Linked DNA regions of Homo sapiens: region 2 is linked to region 1. A link is an interaction called in ENCODE POLR2A ChIA-PET data of the cell type or tissue named here. Cell type or tissue: MCF 10A. All regions are shown on one strand. Each heading gives the region's core, and the rest is flanking DNA. Links, peaks and the distances in the headings are about the cores only.

Region 1 (10,642 bases), core at 833-8,832:
TCTTTGCCTGTTTTCCATGGGGCTGTTCCTGGGTCACACCCTTTATAGGAAAGCTGAAGTTGTATGCACAGTACTTCCCTGAGTTCTGGGAATTGTTCTGATGAGTTCTCAAACATGGGGGTATAGCTTAGATTATGGAACCCCCAAATTTGTAGTAGGCTGGGAAGAAATGTGGATCTGCTGGAAACCCCACTTGTGTGGCTGGTGTCTGAAGTAGGGGCAATCTTGCAGGATTGAGACCTTAGCTTGCTGGCTCTGATGCTAACTCCACATAGATAAAGTCAGAATTGGGTTCAGTTGTTGGACACTCGGTTGGTGTTGTAGAATTGGATAACTGGTGTGGGAAAACAACATGTATTTGGTGTCAGGAAAAAAACCCACACCCTCGGTGGCAAAGGTGGTGTCAGAGGAAGACAGTGTTATAGGCCAACTTGTGTGAGAAAGTAGTGAGAAGTGTTATATGCTAACTTGTGTGGAAAAGTAGTGAGAAGCAAGACTACATGTTCCTGTTTGCTCCTACTCACACAATGCAGATGAAAAGGTACTCCAGACAGTCATGACAGTGGTTTTCTGGGGGTGGAGGTGAGGCAGGGAGGACAGGACAGGGAGGGGGCAAGAAGTCCCTACGTAGAATGTTTTAATAGTTTCAATTTTTCAATCAAAGAGTTTTACTTGCTCAATGTTTTAATTAAAAATACCTTCTCCATAAAATTATTCTGAGCCTTCATTCCTCACCCTCAGCTGCCATTAACTAATTATACAGTAGTACAGGTAGGCACAATGTGTTCAGGTGAGGACCAATTTCTAGCTATGTGGCCATAGGCTGGTAACCCCTCTGTGCCCCGGTTTTCCTCATAATCCATAAAATGAGGACACAAATAATACAGACATCATGGAATTACGTTGAGGGCTTAAAACAATTGCATATACTTCGAACAAATTGGAGACTTATTCTTGTGTGTCCTGGGCTCCTCACACACACCTTGTGCAAGGAGAGATCCTAGGAAACACCGTGGATTGACTGACAGGAACAAGCTTCCCGGAGAAATGTAACCCCTCGATAACCCACAACTGTCTCTAATGACAGTCCCGGGTTTTCAATACTAAACTCAGACTCAAAAATAGGGGAAAAAAGAAAATATCAAAATATTCAGGCAAAGGAGAAATGGAGAAAATAGGCACTTCAAGTAGTTTAAACAGGCACTCCAGAGATGCCAGAGAACAGTGGAGTGGCAACGTTGGAGGAGGACACTAAGTCTTCCAGAAACAAGTGGAGGAAAGAGGCCCTTCAACTGAAAAGTCAAACCAATTCTATCTGGTATAAATTGAATGGAAATCTCTGCCTGGACACCTTATACTGAAACTGCAGAATGTCTAGGATAAAGAGAAAAACATTAAAGCCACCAGAAATTAACCTATGATTTGTCTCAGAGAAAATTTCTAACCAGCAATAACTGACCTCAAAAGACAATGAAATAACATCCTCCATCTAAGGGGCTACTACTGTCAACTTAAAATTCTCTCCCCAGAAAAACTATCATTTATAAATTTCAAAATAAAGATATTCGCAGATAGACAAACACATAGAAAAAAGAAGAAAAGGTAAAAGAAAGAAACTGAGGCTGGGAGAGTTTAAAGCTGGTTTCCCTAAAGGACATGGTGTCAAATCCAGGTCTCCAGACTCCACAGCCTTTTTTTGCTGGGCTTCAGCTGAGGCAACCTTCACAGGTGAACAGGATCCCGGGCTCAGAAGGGCTGGACGCCCGTGGTTTAATGCACGATCTGAAGTTCTTACTCCTTCTAAGCCAGGGGCCCTACAGTTTCCATAGCCAATCCTGCTCATAAATCCATAGACTGCTCCTTCATTCCTCCACCCAGATGCCAGAAAAGCCTGCCACGTCTGGGCCTCGGACTGCCCATGACTCCTGGAAGTCCTTGGCTGTCCTCCTCTGCCTGGGGCCTCCGTGGCACCTGGGCAGCTCCTGGACTCCAGGACCTGTTAGTGCCTCGAGTGAACGCTGCAGCTCCTGCTGTGTGCTGCCCCACATCCTGCAGAAAAAACCCAACGCTCTCAGTCCATCAAAGTCAAAACTCTCTAAGATGACTTTAATTAAAACAAGAGGCTCCTGGGTTTTCTCAGATCAGGTAGCCATCAAACTCAAACCTACTCCTCTTCTTGGATTTCTCTTTGCTCTTTGGCTGGGCCTGTCTTTGTCCAATTCCCTGCCTCCCACGGTCTCTGATTCTTTATTCAAAAGGCAGGTGGAGAAGGTAGGAAAGGAAGTAAGAAAGAAAATGAAGGAAACCCCACTCTTTCCGAACATCCCCAATCCCCCAAGACGTCTTATAAGCTTTAAAGACTTGCAGGTGTGATCATTGCTGTCTTCTGGTTATCAAGAACTCAGCAGCCACACCCTTTCCCTAGAATCCTGAGCCCCCAGCAGTGCCCTCTCACTAGAATCCTGAGCCCCCAGCAGTGCCCTGTCTCTAGAATCCTTAGCCCCCCCAGCAGTGCCCTCTCCTAGAATCGAGCTCCCTCGCAGTGCCCTCTCCCTAGAATCCTGAGCCCCCCAGCAGTGCTTTCCATAGAATCCTGAGCCCCCAGCAGTGCTCTCCCCCTAGAATCCTGAGCGCCCCAGCAGTGCTCTCCCCCTAAAATCCTGAGCCACCCATCAGTGCCCTCTCCCTAGAATCCTGAGCCCCCCAGCAGTGCTCTCCCTAGAATCCTGAGCCCCCAGCAGTGCCCTCTCTCTAGAATCCTGAGCCCCCCAGCAGTGCCCTCTCCCTAGAATCCTCAGCCCCCCAGCAGTGCTCTCCCTAGAATCCTGAGCCCCCCAGCAGTGCTTTCCATAGACTCCTGAGCCCCCCAGCAGTGCTCTCCCCCTAGAATCCTGAGCGCCCCAGCAGTGCTCTCCCCGTAAAATCCTGAGCCACCCATCAGTGCCCTCTCCCTAGAATCCTGAGCCCCCCAGCAGTGCTCTCCCTAGAATCCTGAGCCCCCCAGCAGTGCCCTCTCTCTAGAATCCTGAGCCCCCCAGCAGTGCTCTCCCTAGAATCCTCAGCCCTCCAGCAGTGCTCTCCGTAGAATCCTGAGCCCCCCAGCAGTGCCCTCTCCCTGGAATCCTGAGCCCTCCAGCAGTGCTCTCCATAGAATCCTGAGCCCCCCAGCAGTGCCCTCTCCCTAGAATCCTGGGCTGCACAGGCATCTTTGGCAGGGCCACAAGGAAGCCTCCCTATTGCTAGGAAGGCACAATGGCCTAGGGGAAGAACCAGCTCTCTCCCCAGGTTTCTCTCTTCCTGACTGCTGTGAATGTTTTATCTTCTTGGAACGGTCCCCAAACCCCACTTCTTCCTTAATATTCAGGCAGCCCCTCATCTAGCTCCATAACTGACTTTAGATGGATTCCACTTCCCAAACCACAACTTCTTCCCGTCCTCTCCAGAGGTCCATGAAAAGTTGATGCGCAACCCCGCACATAAAGACAGTGAGGAAAAAAACCCACAAATCAGAGCAAACTTTAGGTTTTTTATTAGGCTTTTGACAGTACTTTCTGAGTATTTGAGCAATTGATGGGTTTCTCTCTGATACCATCTTGCCACGGTGCCAAACAGCACATATGCATTTTAAAAATGTAATTCAAGCTCTAAGGAGTATGAGTTTGTATTCAGAATGCAATTTAAAATCTACCTACCTATCTACCTCTCTATACGTATATACAGTGACTACTTTGAACAGATCCACATAAAGGAGTTGGAGTGGAGAACAGTTTCACAATAAATAATCGCTTCTCTAAACTGTACAAAATCCTACCAGCAAATCAGCCACTTTCATTTCCTCATGATAGGTCATCACTTTTATACCTGTAATAACTTATGAAATACACACAGAGGATTTAACATTTGGTCAAGGCCAATGCTCTGTCATACACCATCTTAAATGTCTCTCTACGGGGCCCTGGACACCCACTCAAATGCCGTTTCCTATCTCTCTGTGACTGGGTTGGGGAGATGGGCAGCCCTCCCCTGCGCAGGCGACTTTACATGGTGGGATAACATCTCCACACTCACAGTAAGCTCGGCTCGGTGGGAAGAGCGCAGCTGAAAGAGATTTTGAACTGTCAGACGGTATAAGTTGTTGCCAATTTATATAAACAGGAATTTACATAATTTACAAAGAATTTGTGTTCGTGACTTATTTTGAAGCCATTCCCCAAAGATCCACATTTACTCATGAAAGCAAATATTCAACCTAATAGCCTTGAGCTGGGGCTGTCTTTACAGTCGGCTTCCTGCAAACAAGGCCTGGGAACTCCACTGTGTATCGGCCTGGTGTCTATACAGAATACAGAGGGTCAGTCACTGAACAGGAACAAGCTCTGTATTGCAGATACTAACTTTCTCATTTTCTTGTCACAAACATCAAGGATCCTTTTTTCTTCTTCCTTCATTCTTTCGAGATACATTCTTTTGGTGGGTATCAAGCACAGCTGAAAATTTCTCTGCCAAAATCCCATAAGCTTCAAATTCATAAACTCCTGTAGAGCTATGATCTGTGTCTAAAGCCGACGCCTCGTGGCCCTCACTGACATACACCATGCAGCCTATTCTAGGCAAGGATATGAAAGTCGCATGCTTCTGCTGCACGGGCATTTTGCATTTATTACAAGATGGACATGTGTTTACATTTGCAAAGAGTTAGCTTGGAGTCCACTTATTCTCCAAGAGAAGTCATGTCAAAAGCCAGTAAGTGGCTTTCCAACTTGCCAAAACTCTCCAAAACCAATTTCCTGCATGAAACCGGAGCTGCAGGCGTCATGCTCTGGGGCACATCTGGGATCATTTTACTCATTAGGAAAACTGGGGTCATTCGGATTTGGGCATTCTTGCCGTGGGGGGGGGGTATTGTTAAGTGGGGACTCTTTGGGTGGGTGTTCTGCCCCAGGCAAATTCACTTCTTGTCTATAAAGAGGTGGAAATCTGAACTGTGTGTGAGCAATGACAGAAGCCTCCCGAGACCAGGATGCTGCAGGCCTGTCCTCCTAAGGGGCTCCTTCCTGAAAGAGGCAGCGGGGGCAGGTAGATGGAGCGAGGGCGAGTCCACTGCCGGGCATGAGCTTTGGATGGTGGAGGTCTAAAGCCTGCTTGCTTTGTTGGTCCTTGACTTCAACCTGTCTTGGGGAAAGGGGGCAAAAGAAAAAAAAAGAAAGGTATGTTATGAAAGTGTAGCTCTGTAGTTCTGTGAAGCTGAAAAAGGGAACGTCTTCCCACTGCCTCTCCAGCCTGTTCCCTGATTGGAACTGTATGTACCCTCTTCCCAGTGCTTCTCAGCAATTTCCGAGCCTACCACCAGACTGGAAAAGTGTGAAAAGAATAACACCAGCAGACAAGGCTGCTAGGGGCCCTCCCGCAGCCTGGCCCCATCTTTGATTACCACAAGCTAAGGATGGTGACAGCTTCCACTCTGAGAATGTGAATCTGGGAATTACTAACTTGAATCTTGCAAGAAAGCAAGAACATTGGCTTAATAAGAGACTTTTTCTTCCCAAGTAAAGCTTCTTACTAGAGCTTTACATGACTCATAGAGACCTGGAAGAACCACTTTTCCAGGCCCTGCTGGGACATCTGCACCACCAATTGCATCTTTTGAACATGTGACATAGAACAGTAATAATCACCACAACAGCAAAAGGACCGGTGTGCTTCTCCTATATAGGGCTCCCTTCTGGCCGTTCCCTGAGCACACTCTAGGGCGTTTGCACTCACCGGTTCCCCTACCTGAAATCCCTTTCCCTCACTCATCCCTATGGCTCCTCCCAGCCTTCCTTCAGGTCACCTGGTGAGAAAGATGAGGCCACGTCAACCCCATCTCAAACTGCAACCACCCCACGCTTCCTACCCTTGCCGTGTCTTTCTGTTATTCTTTGCAATCTCACTTTAAATTGTACATGTTTGCTGTCTGCATCCCCACTAGTTAAGCTCTATAAAAGAGATCCTATGCCTTGTTCCTGCTATGTCCCCAGCATCGAGAATGGTGCCCAGCCCGTAGCAGGTGCCCAACAAGTCTTTGCTGAACGAATGCATAAGCGAATGAATAAATGATGCAATGGATGGATGGGTTTAATTACATCCCGCCCTCGCTGAGAGGAGCTTTGGTTTGGGGTGAGGAAGAGAAAAAGAGGAAAAAGAATGAAGAGGCAAAGTGGGACCATCTGGGTCTGACTCATGCTCTCCCGGGCTCTGTCTCTTCCGCCTCGGCCCTCCTCCTCCCGCTCCATTTTTATTATGGTTGCTGACAGATCCCTCTCTGGACTAGACTAGAAGCGATCTGCCACCAATTTGGAAAGCTCCTGTATACTGAGCATGGTTTCATCTTCCCTCGATCAGTCTCTGTAGAAACCCAAGCCACCTCCAGGCTATTATTATGAACATAAATTACCATCCCATTGCAGATGAGCTGCGGAGTCATTAATAATGACTTCTGATTGATAGAATGACAAATAAACCCAGTTTGACTGCAGGAAACCCTCAGGATCTCTCATACAAAAAAGACAAGTGGGTTAAAAAAAATAATACAATGAACTGGAGAACCAAGGGACCCTGCTGTCAAGCTGCTGTAATTCACCTCTGCCCAGAATCAGCTGCTGAAAAGAATAAATGATTTTTTTGACGAGAAAGACCACATGTTGCTAAGGAAGCAGAGGCGAAGTGTGGGTCTGGGCAGAGCAGCCTACAGGGCCTCTGAGAGCGGTGGTTGACTAGCTTTGTCCAGGCCAGGTGAAATCCAGGCAGGACATCACTGCCCAGAGCTACAAGGGATGCAAGGGCTGGCTCCCAGGACACAGAGCAGGGTGGCCAGGGACCGACAAGTGACAGCAGCTGTCCACAGCTTCAGCCCGCTCTGCCCCCAGAAACGGTCCACCAAAGGCACCATTGCTTGTGGGTGCAGCATCCCATGAGATCTGGGGTTCCCACTGGACCAGACCAGATGCCATCCCCTCAAAACACCCTCCACCCACCCCCGAAGGAATGACACGTCACATCTTCACCTCCTTTGACACAGGCCTCTGTTGGCACCTCTCACCTTCCCTTCCTCTTCTTTGTCTGTTTTTTCTGCCGTCCTTGAATTACTGTGGGGAGAGAGCTGGTTTTAATCAATCAACCTGCCTTTCCCTGTGGCTGGTTTTTCGGTGTCAAATTATGACTTCCTCTTCCCCACCAATGAGCACATTAGTGCGTTCCCCAAGGACTGCGTCTCAGGCACAGTTTCTGAAGGCTGAGCACTCGGTGGGTGGATTTCTACCAAAGTACAGAATATACTCACCACTCACTTATTCATCGGATGTTTAAAAGCCCAGAAGGGGGGAAAAACCATGCAGTTCACACTGGGTTTCACAGACGGCAGATCCTGGGGTCCTGAGCGCTACCGTCTGCCTTGTTGGGGTGTTGGGAGCTCACCCCTGCCTATGTGTCTTTTGTGTGCATCAGGGCAGCTCACCTACGCCTGCTCCAGGAAGGGTTTTGAAAGGGCCAATCTGCCTCACTGGGTTCATGAATCTTGGCCCGAAGTTAAGAAAAAGATGGAGTAAGGAGCATTAACAGGAATACCTGTTATGTGAATACCAGCTCAAAGCCCCTGGGTCAAACATGGAGTCTGCCTGTTGGTTCCATTCAACGTGATTTGCAAGCTTCCCTAAGGCAGCCAGGACAGACCACAGGGTCTCAAACTTGGGGGCCTCCAGGGGCTACAAAGTAAGATAAATTGGTAACAGGTAAATGGATATTGCACATCCTACTCAAACGTGAGATGCCCCCACTCAGTTCCAGCTGAGGGTGGCCAAAGAGAAGGGGGGCTCTGAGACCAGATGGTCCTACGTGCTGGGTTCCCCCCCCTCCCAATAAGCCTTTTGCACTCTTATCATGGGCTATTTTCGAGAAGGCTAAAAATACGCATTTGGCAGGGGTTAATTCTTCAATCTTTTAAGTGTTGGCAACTTATTCAGATTTTCACAAAGTGCTGTGCAGGCCAGAAAAACATATGTCTGGAAACCAGATGTAGCCACGGCCACTGTGAAGCTTCTGTTCCAAAAGGCAGCAAGGGGGTGGGGACGCTGCATCTCCTGCCCTCCTGATGCTGAGGACCTGGGTCTTTTCTGGGCTCAGCACCTCCTTTCTCTGGCCCACAGGACGACAGTAGGTCAGGATGTGACTGAACTATCCTACACCCTCCTTTGAGAAGCCCCTGGCCTGGCCTTGCCGAGGGTTGATGCATATCTGCAAATGAGTGAAACTGGAGGAGGTGTCATACCTGCTGACGTCCAGAGTTTGGGTGCAAAAGTGCAGGCAGGCCTTGTCATATCTCCCCACACAAGCGCAGCGCAAGTGTGGCCGATGTGAGAGCTGCAGATTCCCTGGAAGTGGCCCCGCAGACCTCTTGCCCCGGAAGCTTCCTCTGTAGTTGGACAGTCCATAGGGCACCGTCTGTCTGCAAAGCACAGGGTAATGTTAGGTGAGCACACCCAGGCCTCCCTGCTCAGGGGCCCCCAAGGGTGTGGAGCGAGAACCACCGCCTGGCTGAAAAGGTCTCAGAAACTGGTGTTCACAACCCTCCCCACTACAGCTCTGGGTCTTAGGAAGGTTCTGGAGTGAACTGTGCACCCCCTGCCCTCCACAACCCCCAGGAAGAGAGTTGGGGCTGAGGGCATGGAAGGACATGGAGGGTCTGGGTAGCTGGGCAGCAGCCAGCACTCTTGGAGCCCAGCAGGCGTCTGGGCATGTGTGCCTGCACTTGTGAGCCCCTTAGCCTCACCCAAGGCACCAGCTGCAGGTGTGGCCTGAACGCCCTGGGGCTCTGCGATCTGTGAACATGGGTGGGCTTTCATTCTCTTCAAGACCAAACCACGGCCGGCCTAGCTCCTCCGGGCCGGGTTCTGCTCCTCGGCTCTGGAAGTACCATCTGGGCCTCCTCCTCATTCCATGGAAAGCCGAGAAAGAATTAAAGACAACCATAGCACCTGTTCCAGAGGCTTTTCTTCCTGTGCCAAGGGCATGTGGGGCAACCTACGTGCTGGTCTGGGTCTTCGCCCTGATCAGATCACCTGCCTACCCCGCAGCCTGAGGCCAGACCTGAGGTTTCTGACTGAATTTCTTCCATGTGCACAGCAGTTTGTGCTAATGAGAAGATGGGAAATGCAATTACAGTCATTAGAGATGCATCCCGGCCTTTGAAAGTTGCTTCCTCAAAGAGACAAACATCAGAAGGAACACTCCGTGACCTCTGAGAGGCGGGTGAGGGCCTGGCCATGCAGCTGAAAGTGGAACCAGCCTCAGAAGAGCCGCGTGATGAAGAAGGCTTGAAACCATTGACCAATTTCGTTTATGGTTGGCGTTGGCAGGAGGAGTGTGATGGTGTGGTTCAGAGCAAAACCCGTGGAAGCTGGTTCTAGTGAGTGTGCACATCCAAATCATCACTTGCCAGAGAAAAAGGGGGTGCCTGCCAGGCAGTTCAGCGGGAAGAAGTTGAAAGCAGATCCTTAACTTACTAGCTTGATTTGAGGAACAAATTACTAATAGCTAGAAGAAACATGTGGCCAAAGCCACTTTTCCAATAAACATTGGTTTTCTTGCTAGTCCCCAGAGATGAACCACCTTGGTTTCCATGAACCCCACTGAGTAGTACCAATTATCCACTTCAAAGGGAGTCCTGACATCCCCTCTGCATTTTCTTTTTTCTTTTCTTTTCTTTTTTTCTTTTTTTTCTTTTTTTTTTTTTTTTGAGACAGAGTCTCGCTCTTGTCGCCCAGGCTGGAGTGCAATGGCACGATCTCGGCTCACTGCAACCTCTGCCTCCCCGATTCAAGCAATTCTCCTGCCTTAGCCTCCCAAGTAGCTGGGACTACAGGCATGTGCCACCACGCCCGGCTAATTATTATTATTGTTATTATTTGTATTTTTAGTAGAGACAGGGTTTCACTGTGTTAGCCAGGATGGTCTCCATCTCTTGACCTTGTGATCCGCCTGCCTCGGCCTCCCAAAGTGCTGGATTACAGGTGTGAGCCACCATGCCCAGCCCCTCGCTGCATTTTCAAAATAAAATCAAATTGAATTTCTTTTCATTTGAAACACACACCATAAAGCCTTTTTGCGACAGTGAGGGCAAATTGGGCCAGGAAGCCCCATAGTGACCTAAGGCTTGGAGGGAGTCCCCCGCCCCCGCCTCCCTGCTGGGTTGAACACAAGAGCCTAAAACTGACCCCACCCTGTTCGTTGACTCTTGTTCTCCCCACTAACTCCCTCCCACCCAAGTTCCTCAGAAACAGAGGTGGTGGGATCCCTCCAGGCAGAGACAGGCCCCGCTGATGAGCCATCTGTGCTCAGGAAACGGAGACAGAGGGCAGGATCCAGCCCTGTATTGAGCTGAACCCTCCTTCAAGCCCGTTTTTTCTCAGGAATGGGAAATGGGGGTAGGGAGTGCAGCAAGACAATGTAGACATTGTTTTGAGGCAGAGTTTGGCAAAGGTGTATTTTTCCAGTAACAGGGCCACATTAAATCTCTGAGTGTTGACATTAAATCAATCCCCCCATTTCTTGGAGAAAATTACACACAAGGAATAACAACGCTCCCATTTCTCCATCAATAGTGAGA
Region 2 (10,642 bases), core at 1,337-9,336, 300 kb after region 1:
GTGATGAGGTGACCCCAGTCAGACCAACTTAATGAGTATCCCACTAATTAGTTGGATGATGTTTGAAGCTGTCAGTTAATCTCTTAGTTCACATCGTTCTTGTGAGCAAAGTGAAGGAATCGGATAAGCTCTAAATTTCGGTGATGCTGCTGCTCTGAGAGACCAAGGTCGCTGGAGCAACCGTACTGCTAAAGGATAAGCTCTTCAAAATCAAAAGGGACAGATTTCTTAAGTTTCTAGTTTGTTTTGTGTTTTTACATCTATTTCTACCATACGAAAGAGTAGGATGGTGAGATGCATTTCTAAATATTTTTAACTACTCAGTCTGGATGGTTAGGCTTCAAGAAAAGGAATTTATTTAGTCTGAAATAAAGCAATTTTGCCATTTAAAATTGAATTACTTTGTAGTTTAATGATTACTATTGAGCAAACAAATCTTTACAGTAATATAAGTCAGCAAAAGTTTTTTAAAAGGTTTAAATCCCTCCTTCCTTACATCTATTTCATTGCTTTTTTAGGTTTGGGAAGTAAAGCACCAGAGGAAGCATGTGTAAATCCTTGTATAATCGCAGGCTGTAAGTCTTTAGCATCTCAGGAAGTTACTAACTTCAAACTAAGTATATAGGTAGAGTTTCTTACTAAATCTAGTGCTTCTTGAACCACAAGTAGAAAGCATTTAAAACATGAATGTTGTTTTGTGTTTTTTGAAGTTTGTAAATAGAAGACTTGTTGATGATCCGATGGCAAGGTATTTTTCTCTTGGTATGTATTTTAGTTATTTCCTCGTGATGCATAAGTGAAAAGAGTGAAGTTTCTCAGAATGAGCAACTGTCATCCATCTACCTGCTATTTTATTATTGCTGATTACAAAAGCAAATCAAGAGATGAGAACCCAGTTGCCTGCAAGTAAATATTTACTGCATTGAGGGTCGGAGCATTTTCCCATTACCGGTTATCCATGGATCAAATAGTGTATCTCAGTGGTAATTCTAGAGGGCCATTAAAACCCTGATGGTGCTGGAAGAGATGGCAGTGCTGCATGTCAGAAATAGGTAAACTGTAATTAAGAAGTTACAGATGATTTGATTACGCTCTTGTGTATTTGGTCCTGTTATAATGTGAGCAGATTAAAATCATGTAGTGCTTAAAGCTATGTCATTATGCAAACATTTATGGCAACTTCTGCAAATTAATTTGAACTGTAAAAGTTCCCTAATGAGACGATGTCCTCCATAACTGAGAAGGACACTGCAGCCATTGCTGCTTAATTCCTGCATTTGAATGGTTGCCGAGCGCATGGTGTGCCCTTTCTCAAAGAGCAGAGAGGCTGCAGAGCATTTTGGGGGGTGATGACTGAATGAAAGTGAAAAGACCATTTCAAAATAGCCTTTAAAAGGAAAGCCAAGGATGATTATTAATGAATTCCTGGGATCTAACAGTAGTAAGAAATTTAAACTATATAAACATATATGTTAAAGGCTAGCTCTTCAGAAATAAAGATCAGAAGACTGCAGTTCTTTAGTTTTGCTTGTCTTTTTGTTTTTCTTGTTTGGACCAGGTATTTTTGTGGAGAGGACTGTGGCTTTTCTTTTTTCCTCTTTTCCAGTTAGCATGTTGTATGCACAGGTCTACACAACATGGATATTTCTAGTGGATGTTGACTCACATTGACCTTGGCTCTGTAGCTCCCCATGTACTAGTCAGGCACCTGGCTCTTCTGGAGGCTGGCAGGCACTGGAAAGCAGGATGCCAGTCAGTGTTTGCTCAGAGGAAAGAACCTAAGGAAAGAGTCTTAGTAGCCCTCGGATACCAAGTGAGGATTCCAGGGTGCCTATCAGTGCTGCTAAAGTATAAAAATGTAACACCAACTCCAGTGGCTCCCTGCAAATCCACACGTGTAGTCTGGATGCCTGGCAAACACTTTGAAACAAAGGGAGCACTTTACAATAAATTTGCTATTTTTTTAAGTTAATAAGTATGCACTGAACATCAAACTCTTCAAGGTTAGTAGATGTCAGCAAAGACCCTAATGCCTGTCAGCTGCTCCCCACCTGTCTCCCTCAGTCCCTGTGTCGAAGCTAATGGTGAGTGCATATCATTCACTGTGCTGCAGTGCAGAGTGGGTTTTGGAGTGCTGCAGGAGAAACACTCATCTAATGAGAAACTGTTCTGTAAGCGACTCCGCGGCACAGCTTCTCTCACAGTTAATGTCCCTTATCTTCTGGCTCCATTTCTGCCTCCTCCGTGACCTCTTCATCTTCCTCTAGAACTGCTTTGGCATCTTGAAATTGTTGGTACTCGGATACCAAATCATGGATGTTATTTTCAGCTTCCCCAAATTCGTTTATGTCCATCCCTTCGCTGGTGTACCAGTGCACAAAAGCTTTCCTTTTGAACATGGCTGAGAAATGCTCAGAGACCCTATTAAAGATCTCTTGGATGGCCGTGTTGTTGCCAATGAAGGTGGCGGCCATGCTCAGCCCCCGGGGCGGGATGTCGCAGACAGCCACCTTGACGTTGTTGGGAATCCACTCCACAAAGCAGCTGCTGTTCCTGGTCTGCACGGAGAGCAGTTGCTGGTCCACTTCCTTGGTGGACATCTTGCCCCGGAAAATGCAGGCCACTGTGAGGTAGCGGCCACGGCGGAGGTCACAGGCAGCCATGGTATTGCGGGCATCGAACATCTGCTGGGTGAGCTCGGCCACGGAGAGGGCTCGGTACTGCTGGCTGCCCTGGGCCGTGAGTGGGGCAAAGCCGGGCATAAAGAAGTGCAGGCGGGGGAAGGGGACCATGTTCACCGCCAGCTTGCGCAGGTCTGCGTTGAGCTGACCCGGGAACCGGAGGGAGGTGGTTATGCCGCTCATGGTCAAGGACACTAGGTGGTTGAGATCCCCATAGGTGGGTGTCGTCAGCTTCAGGGTACGGAAGCAGATGTCATAGAGGGCCTCATTGTCAATGCAGAAACAGGCATCTGCATTCTCAATCAGCTGGTGGATAGACAGAACCGCGTTGTAGGGCTCCACCACAGTGTCCGACACCTTGGGAGAAGGCATGACGCTGAAGGAATTCATGATCCGGTCCGGGTACTCCTCTCTAATCTTGTTCATGAGCAGAGTGCCCATCCCGGAGCCTGTGCCCCCGCCCAGGGAGTGGACGATCTGGAAGCCCTGCAGGCAGTCACAGCTCTCACTCTCGTGCCTCACCACCTCTAGGACATTCTCGATCAGCTCGGCTCCCTCCGTGTAGTGGCCTTTGGCCCAGTTGTTGCCAGCCCCAGAGTTACCTGTGGCCAAAAAGAGAAACCAGCAGGGGAAGAAAGGTGAAAAGAGAAGGGCACCAGTAAAGCATCCCCCCCTCCTCCTGGTGGAACCTTCTGGAAAAACATACCATGGACAAAACTGTCGGGTTGAAAGAGAGCTCCTAATTTGCTAGATCGAATGCTGTCCATCGTCCCAGGTTCTAGGTCCACCAAGACTGCTCGGGGCACATATTTCCTACCTGTGTAGAAAAATAGGAAAAAGTCAGCCTACTTGTTTTTCTAAAAGTTAATGTTTTATCAAAATAGAACTTTGTGATACTGGTCCAAAAAAAATCATGGATATTCTAGAAAGGGGCCCTTGGTAGGTCGAGATTTGAGTATCTAACATCATATTTTTTACCCCAACAACAATCCCACAAATCTATAGAATACCCAGAAACAATCTCCATCAGTCTGCTCTGTGATATTGCCAGTGACAGAGATTCTCTTCCTTCATATTGGAAATGATCCTGGTTTCATTTGTGAAACCACAAAGGAAAGTGAGTACTTAACCTGCTTGTGTTAAGGTGTGTGCCATATCCAGCAGCTCCTTCCCCATTCCTGCGTCTTGACCAGGGCTTGGGGACCCACCACTCTAGGATCCTGCTGCCCTGCCTGTCGCCTCCCTGAGCATAGACATCACTGCTTTGACATTTCCATCTCCTGGGCCTCTGCCCTTCCTCTGCTTGTGTTCCCAGTTGCGGGACCACTGCTCCCAGAGCCCCGCCAGTCCTACCGTAGGCTTCGTTGTAGTACACGCTGATTCTCTCCAGCTGCAAGGCCGAGGCCCCGCGGTCGCTCCCAGCCAAGTCGATCCCGTGTTCCTCACCAATCATCTCCCAGAACTGAAAGCAGGAGGAAGGTCAGAGTAAACGGACCCCGAAAAAGGCTGTGTTAACCACAGAGAAAGTTAGCATTCCCAAGCCTGTTTCCCTCTGGTTGCCTGACCCTCCCCAAGACATTCTTTTAGGGCCTTTTCATAAATAACCATGGCATCATTCGCTTTTTGCCTCTACTAAGCAATGTGAAGTAATATGAAGATTGCATTTTCTCCCCACCTGAACTCCTTAAATAAAATGTCAAACACAAAGTACTAAATTGGATTTTCCTCCTATTAAATTCATGCCATTATATACATTAAAGCTGTTGTTTTAGAATTTAATGTCAATATAGCTCTAATTTCTCCTTATAATGCTCCAAGCTAGTAAAGTGTAGATTCCATTAAAGGAAAATAAACTGAATTCTTATCTGATTTCACAGTAATAACTCATTTCACTTTGGGGATTTCTTTTCATGAACTTTTCCAAACAGCCCATAACTTGGACCTCTGTGCATGATTTTAAGTAATTAGCGCCTTTTTTTTTTTTTTTTTTGATGGAGTCTTATCTGTGCAGTGGCGTGATCTCGGCTCACTGCAACCTCCGCCTCCTGGGTTCAAGCGATTCTCCTGCCTCAGCCTCCTGAGTAGCTGGGACTACAGGCACGCACCACCACGCCCAACTAATTTTTATATTTTTAGTAGACACGGGGTTTCACCATGTTGGCCAGGATGGTCTCTATCTCTTGACCTTGTGATCCACCCTCCTTGGCCTTCCAAAGTACTGGAATTACAGGCATGAGCCACAGCACCCGGCCTTTCTTTCTTTTTTTTATTTTTTTATGTTTGTTTGTTTGTTTGTTTATTTATTTATTTTGAGACAGAGTTTCACTCTTGTCACCTAGGCTGGAGTGCCGTAGCACAATCTTGGCTCACTGCAACTTCCACCTCCTGGGTTCAAGCAATTCTCCTGCCTCAGCCTCTCAAGTAGCTGGGATTACAGGCGTCCACCACCATGCCCAGCTAATTTTTGCATTTTTAGTAGAGACAGGGTTTTGCCATGTTAGCCAGGCTGGTCTCAAACTCCTGACCTCAGGTGATGCACCTGCCTCGGCCTCCCAAAGTGCTAGGATCACAGGCGTGAGCCACTGTGCCCGGCCAGTAATGTGCATTTTTGATTGTCAGGTATACATACAACTCACAATTACACATAGTTGTCCTCTGGTAACTATTTGAAACATACTGCACTTCCAGTCACATACACAGTACTTATTAATATAGATATGTGCCAAGCTCTTAATATGGAAACAGTTACTGGGAAGACTCCTTTTGATCACCCTGAAAGGCACATATTAAAATGCAATGAAAATGTATTCACATATATTAAAATCCCCAAGGGTATGTTAAAAACCCCAGCCATATCTTCTAAATGACAGTGCTGCTCTGGCCATGGTCTTAATAACAAGGCAGTTCATGGTAAACTGCCAGCACTGTTCAGGGAGTGGAAGAATAAATAAATTCAAGTTCTAAGATACCCCAAATTAAATGTGTCTTAAAGTTCTTATATCTCTAAATGATGAGTCAGCCAGGACTCTCAACGCTAGACCATACGATTCCAGAGTGAGAGCTAAAACCCTATCTAAACCTAACACTTTCTCTTGAGGGCCCCTTTCCGTATTATCTTCCAGCTTCAGAGCAGCAGGGCTCCTGCCTCCCACTTCTCTGTGTGTGAGTTATGAATGTCTTACCCCTGAGGCATGGAGGAATGGTGACTTCTTTTCAAGCAGTAATGTTCCTTGCCCCCGGTTTAAAACGCCTGCATTTAAAAGCCTTAGTTGTTTCCTGGCAGCATTACTCACAGTAGCCAAAAGGCAGAAACAACCCAAGTGTCATTGATGGATGATGAATGTAGGTGTTTCAAAACCTCACTTTTAATGCATCTCATATTAGTAAAAGTAATTTCACAGCAGCAAAGAGAACACGATAAATTTTGCACGGTGCAATTGGTCATCTTAAAATCAAGATTGGAGATTGTGGGTTCGGGCATCTGTGTTCTTGGGGTTGGCCAATTAAGTTACGTACTTGGGGGAAATTTTTAAGCAGGGGGGCAAGGGAAAGAAAAACTCATTTATATTCCAGACAGTGTATTTTAATTAATTATGTTACTGTACACAAAAAACTTTTATTTTCAATTAAATTTCTTAAATTTTCAATTGCATACTAATAAAACAGTAATTGATTTTTTTTAAGCGTTACAATAAACATGAGAGGGGAGGGGAAAGACACCATAGTGACAGGGTACAGAAAGTTTCTCAAAAAACTTCAAAAAGCTGTTTTGAGACAAATTACTGTTTTTAGATATGAAAAGTTCATTGTTAAGATAAAAGTGGGCCAGGTACAGTGGCTCACGCCTATAATCCCAGCACTTCGGGAGGCCCAGGCGGGCACATCACCTGAGGTCAGGAGTTCGAGACCAGCCTGACCAACATGGTGAAACCCCATCTCTACTAAAAATACAAAATTAGCCAGACGTGGTGGCGCATGCCTGTAATCCCAGCTACTGGGGAGGCTGAGGCAGGAGAATCACTTGAACCCAGGAGGTGGAGGTTGCAGTGAGCCAAGATTGCGCCATTGCACTCCAGCGTGGGCAACAAGAGTGACACTCCATCTCAAAAAAATAAAAGATGATAAAAGTGCCAGGCACGGTGGCCTACACCTGTCATCTCACCACTTTGGAAGCCTGAGGCAGAAGGATCACTTGAGCCCATGAGTTCAAGACCAGCCTGAGCAACAAAGTGAGATCCCTGTCTCTCAAAAAAAAATTTAAAAATTAGCCAGGCATAGTGGTGCATGCCTGTAATCCCAGCTACTCAGGAGGCTGAGGCAGGAGAATAGCTTGAGCCCAGGAGGTTGAGGCTATAGTGAGCCATGATTCTGCCACTCTACTCCAGCCTGGGCAACAGAGTGGGCAAAGAAAAAGATGATAAACGTATTATGTAATATAATGGTCGGCATGTATTGTACATATGTATCTATGGATAAAATTAACATTAATTAAATTAACACTCTAAGCACTTAATGTGTGTTGTAGCTCTTTAGTTAAAGATTGTTTCCTTCTTTTCCCATGTGAAATTTTTTTTTAAGAATTAAAGCCCAAAGGCATTGTCTGATATTTAGCAAGTACATTAAATCTGCTAGACTTATTGTCTTCCCTGCTAACTTAGGGTATTTTTTTGGTTGTCCGCCTCTATGGACTGTGGTAAAGCTAGGATTAGTAACCAGACATTACTTACCTTGGCTCCGATCTGGTTGCCACACTGGCCAATCTGAATATGGACAATTTCACGCATCCTTGCTCTGAGCCCAAGTCTGAGATCTTCACGGAATCCTCAGACTCTCAGAATCCAGAGCTTCGGTTCACTGGTGTGAGCCCAACACAACTGTGGTCACTGCAGTGGTGGGACTGGCCAACCAAGCTACCCTCACAATGTGACCAAGGGTGTGTCCACCCCAGAGGCCCAGCTCCCCGCCCTCAGCCAGTCCTGGCCCTTCTCTGCTTTCTGCCTGTCATGCTTTTGGAAGGGAGTGTTTTTCCTCCCTCAACACAGAATACTGCCCCATCATTTCCTAGAGAGTGAGTGCAAGATTAAAGGCCACCTCGGGGCACAGGGCCTGGAGGCTGGCACTGTTTGCAGGCTTCTAGGTGACCATGCTGGCCCTAGTGACCGTGGTATGATGACTGTGGCTCCTAGCTCACCCAGGTAACCAGACCACCTCCAAGGGCTTTCCCTGTCCATCTTCCCGGCCCCTTTTCCAGACTTTGGTCCCCAGAAGCCCCGTGCCCCGCCACAGCAGGAGGCTCCACAACTGGGCCTCGCAGGTCCCAGGTCCCGGGATGGCCTGCATCAGGCACTGTCTGCCCGCCCTCCCCCACATGCCCTCTCTCGCCCTGTATGCAAGTTACTCTGCAGTGTCCTGCAGGTCTCTTGGACCCCTGCCCTATCCATGCCAGGGCTGGGCTGTGCCCCAGCACCCTTCCCAGCCCCTGCTCTGTCGTCCCATCTCAGCTCATGGTGTCTGGGGTCTTAATGTTTGCCATAGGGTCCCTTTACCAGACCCTGAATTCTCCAAGAGCAAAACGGACTCCCAATTGTATTCCCTTAGAGCCGGGTGTGGTGGCTCACTCCTGTAATCCCAGCACTTTGAGAGGCCAAGGTGGGCAGATCACCAGAAGTCAGGAGTTCAAGACTAGCCTGGCCAACATGGCGAAACCCCATCTCTTACTAAAAATACAAATATTAGTCAGGTGTGGTGGCACACACATGTAGTCTCAGCTACTCGGGAGACTGCGGCAGGAGAATCGCTTGAACCTGAGAGGCGGAGGTTGTAGTGAGCCGAGATCATGCCACTGCACTCCAGCCTGGGCGACAAAACAAGACTCTGTCAGAAAAAAAAAAAAAAGCATTCCCTCATGCGGTGTACAGGAGTGGCAGCAGGCTGGGTACTCAGCAGCTTGAAAGCAGCTGTTCTGTCTCCTGGTCCTCAGTACCTCCCCTGCCACCAAGTTTCTATCATCGTCGAAAGCCAGCCCTAGGCTTTATTACCTCCAACCAGGCAAGGGCATCCAGGCCAAACACCAGCTCCATATCCTTGCCCAGGAGGGTGGCAGTTCCCCACCGCCTGGAGGACAGAAGGTGGAAGCTTCCAAGGAAGATGGGGAAGGGACTCCCTGAGAAGGCGTGAGAGCCCTGGCTCGGAAGGGGAGAGCCAGTGGACGCTGCCTTGTGCCTGTTGAGCTGTCGAGGTGCAGGTGGGCAGGTACAGGGCAAGGCCTCACTCCTGAAGCCCCGAGGATGTGGACAACCACCATCCGGTGAGCAACCACCTCTTGAGGCCTCTCTTTAACGTCTGCCGGGCACCCTGAGGTTGCCCCCATTCTTTGAACAGCTATGGACGGGGACCTGTCATAGGCTGGGCTCACCTTGGGCGCTGCAGACAAGGGAATGAAGGAGGTAGATGTGGCCAGATCCTGCACTCTTGGAACTCTGGCTTACTTAGGAAGAGAGCACTCCTAGCTCTGGAGCAGCTCAAGGACACCATCTCTCAGGACAGGGACTCAGGACAGGCAAGACTACTGAACTCAGAGCGAGAAGCCCTGGAGGTCCTTCCCTCCCCTGCCTCTCGCCAGACCCGTGACCTTGGTTGAAGCATTGGAGCCCAGCCTGGTCCATGAGGGGCCTGTGCTTCCTGTGCCCCAAGCCCAGGCTTGACTCCTAAACCTTGTGTTCCTTCTACAGGCCTGGTGGGGCCCAGGATGTGAGGTCAGGAACACAATCAGGAAAGTTCCTAACGATGGAGTGTCTGGGGGAAATCGCTTCTGCTTACTCCCAAAGGAGCTCAAACACACAGCCAAAGGGCCTGAGCTATAAACCAGAAGAGAAACCCAGAGGTGGGGAAGAAGAAAGCACTGTGTCCTAAGAGTGCCTGGACTGGGACTGCTTCTCACCTCTGTCTAGTGTGTAGATCCCAGGCTGCCCTTGAGTACTGACAGTGCACCCCATGATCCTGGGCTGGATCCAGGACCAGGGAAGAGGGCTGCTATAGAGGATGGTATGAGGATCATTGTCAAAATTCAAATAAGGATTGTGTACACTGGAAAATAGTATTGTATCAGTGTTCCATTTCTTGACTTTGATCATGGCAGGGTGGTTCTAAGTGGAAGTCCTTGTTTCCAGGAGATCCCATATTATGAAGCACTGTGCTTCAAGGTCGTTTTGATGCTGGCAGCTTACTGGGAAACAGTTCCACAACCACATAACGTGATAAACGGAGAGAGGGCAGTTCAGCAAAGGGGCAAAGTGGTAACAATTGCTGGTTCTTTTCAAAGTTAGCACAAGATTAATACCCTTGTAACATTTCTCTAAGTTTGGAACTTTTTTGTGCTCAAACCTGAATGTCACATGACTCACAGATGCTTCCGGTCCAGTCACCCCTCCTCCCTGCCCAAAGGTAAAGAGAAGAATGTGCAAATTCAAGAGGAGGATATTCACAGGTCCTCAGCAGTATTTTTCAGAAATTAAAACAGACCATTTTATTAATGATCTGTTTAAATTAAAACAGACCTATTCATAGGTCCCCAGCAATATTTTTCAGAAATTAAAACAGACCATTTTAAAATTAAGAATAGACCATTCTGTTTCCATAGACATTAGCCCATCTTGCCTCACTTCCAGCCTTTCTCCTGGCGTGCCTTGGCCTCTTTTCCCCTTGTCTCTGTCCCCACCAGCTCTCCCGAGCCTCCCTCCCCACCCAGGGGCCCCTGCCTACCAGACTTCTCCGAAGATCAAAGACAGCTCCATGATCTTCCCACAGGCAGGTCCCTCATCAGAGACACTTCCTCTCCTGGGGACCAGAGCACTTCAACCTGCAGTGCCCACACACAGTCCTGTTTGCTAATTACTTATACACATGCCTTATCTCCCGCCAGCCTGGGAGCTGCCTGTGTCGTTTCATCTTTGAGTCCCCAA

What was found. Peaks named below come from ENCODE experiments on the same cell type or tissue, not always from the same donor. Only the 100,000 strongest peaks of a DNase experiment are listed, where the experiment ranks them.
Region 2: POLR2A ChIA-PET joins it to region 1 with 5 read pairs; 3 of 35 experiments call an interaction of 5 or more read pairs at or near these places.

The regions. Positions count from the first base shown.
Region 1 is chr20:59,318,857-59,329,498 of GRCh38, reverse strand. It overlaps EDN3 (endothelin 3), which reads right to left. Exons shown (of 5, transcript NM_207034.3): 3 at 8,306-8,482; 4 at 7,082-7,127; 5 at 3,507-5,168. The coding sequence ends at 5,040. Among named protein-coding and RNA genes, the nearest start is that of EDN3, 24 kb to the right of the region's middle. RefSeq lists a silencer at 10,211-10,505. In MCF 10A, for the core only: no CTCF peak of the experiment used is centred there; no DNase peak of the experiment used is centred there.
Region 2 is chr20:59,016,346-59,026,987 of GRCh38, reverse strand. TUBB1 (tubulin beta 1 class VI) reads right to left here and starts at 7,559. Exons shown (of 4, transcript NM_030773.4): 1 at 7,409-7,559; 2 at 4,035-4,143; 3 at 3,388-3,498; 4 at 334-3,283. The coding sequence starts at 7,465. The coding sequence ends at 2,205. ATP5F1E (ATP synthase F1 subunit epsilon) reads left to right here. Exons shown (of 3, transcript NM_006886.4): 3 at 1-1,513. In MCF 10A, for the core only: no CTCF peak of the experiment used is centred there; a DNase peak (open chromatin) is centred at 5,937.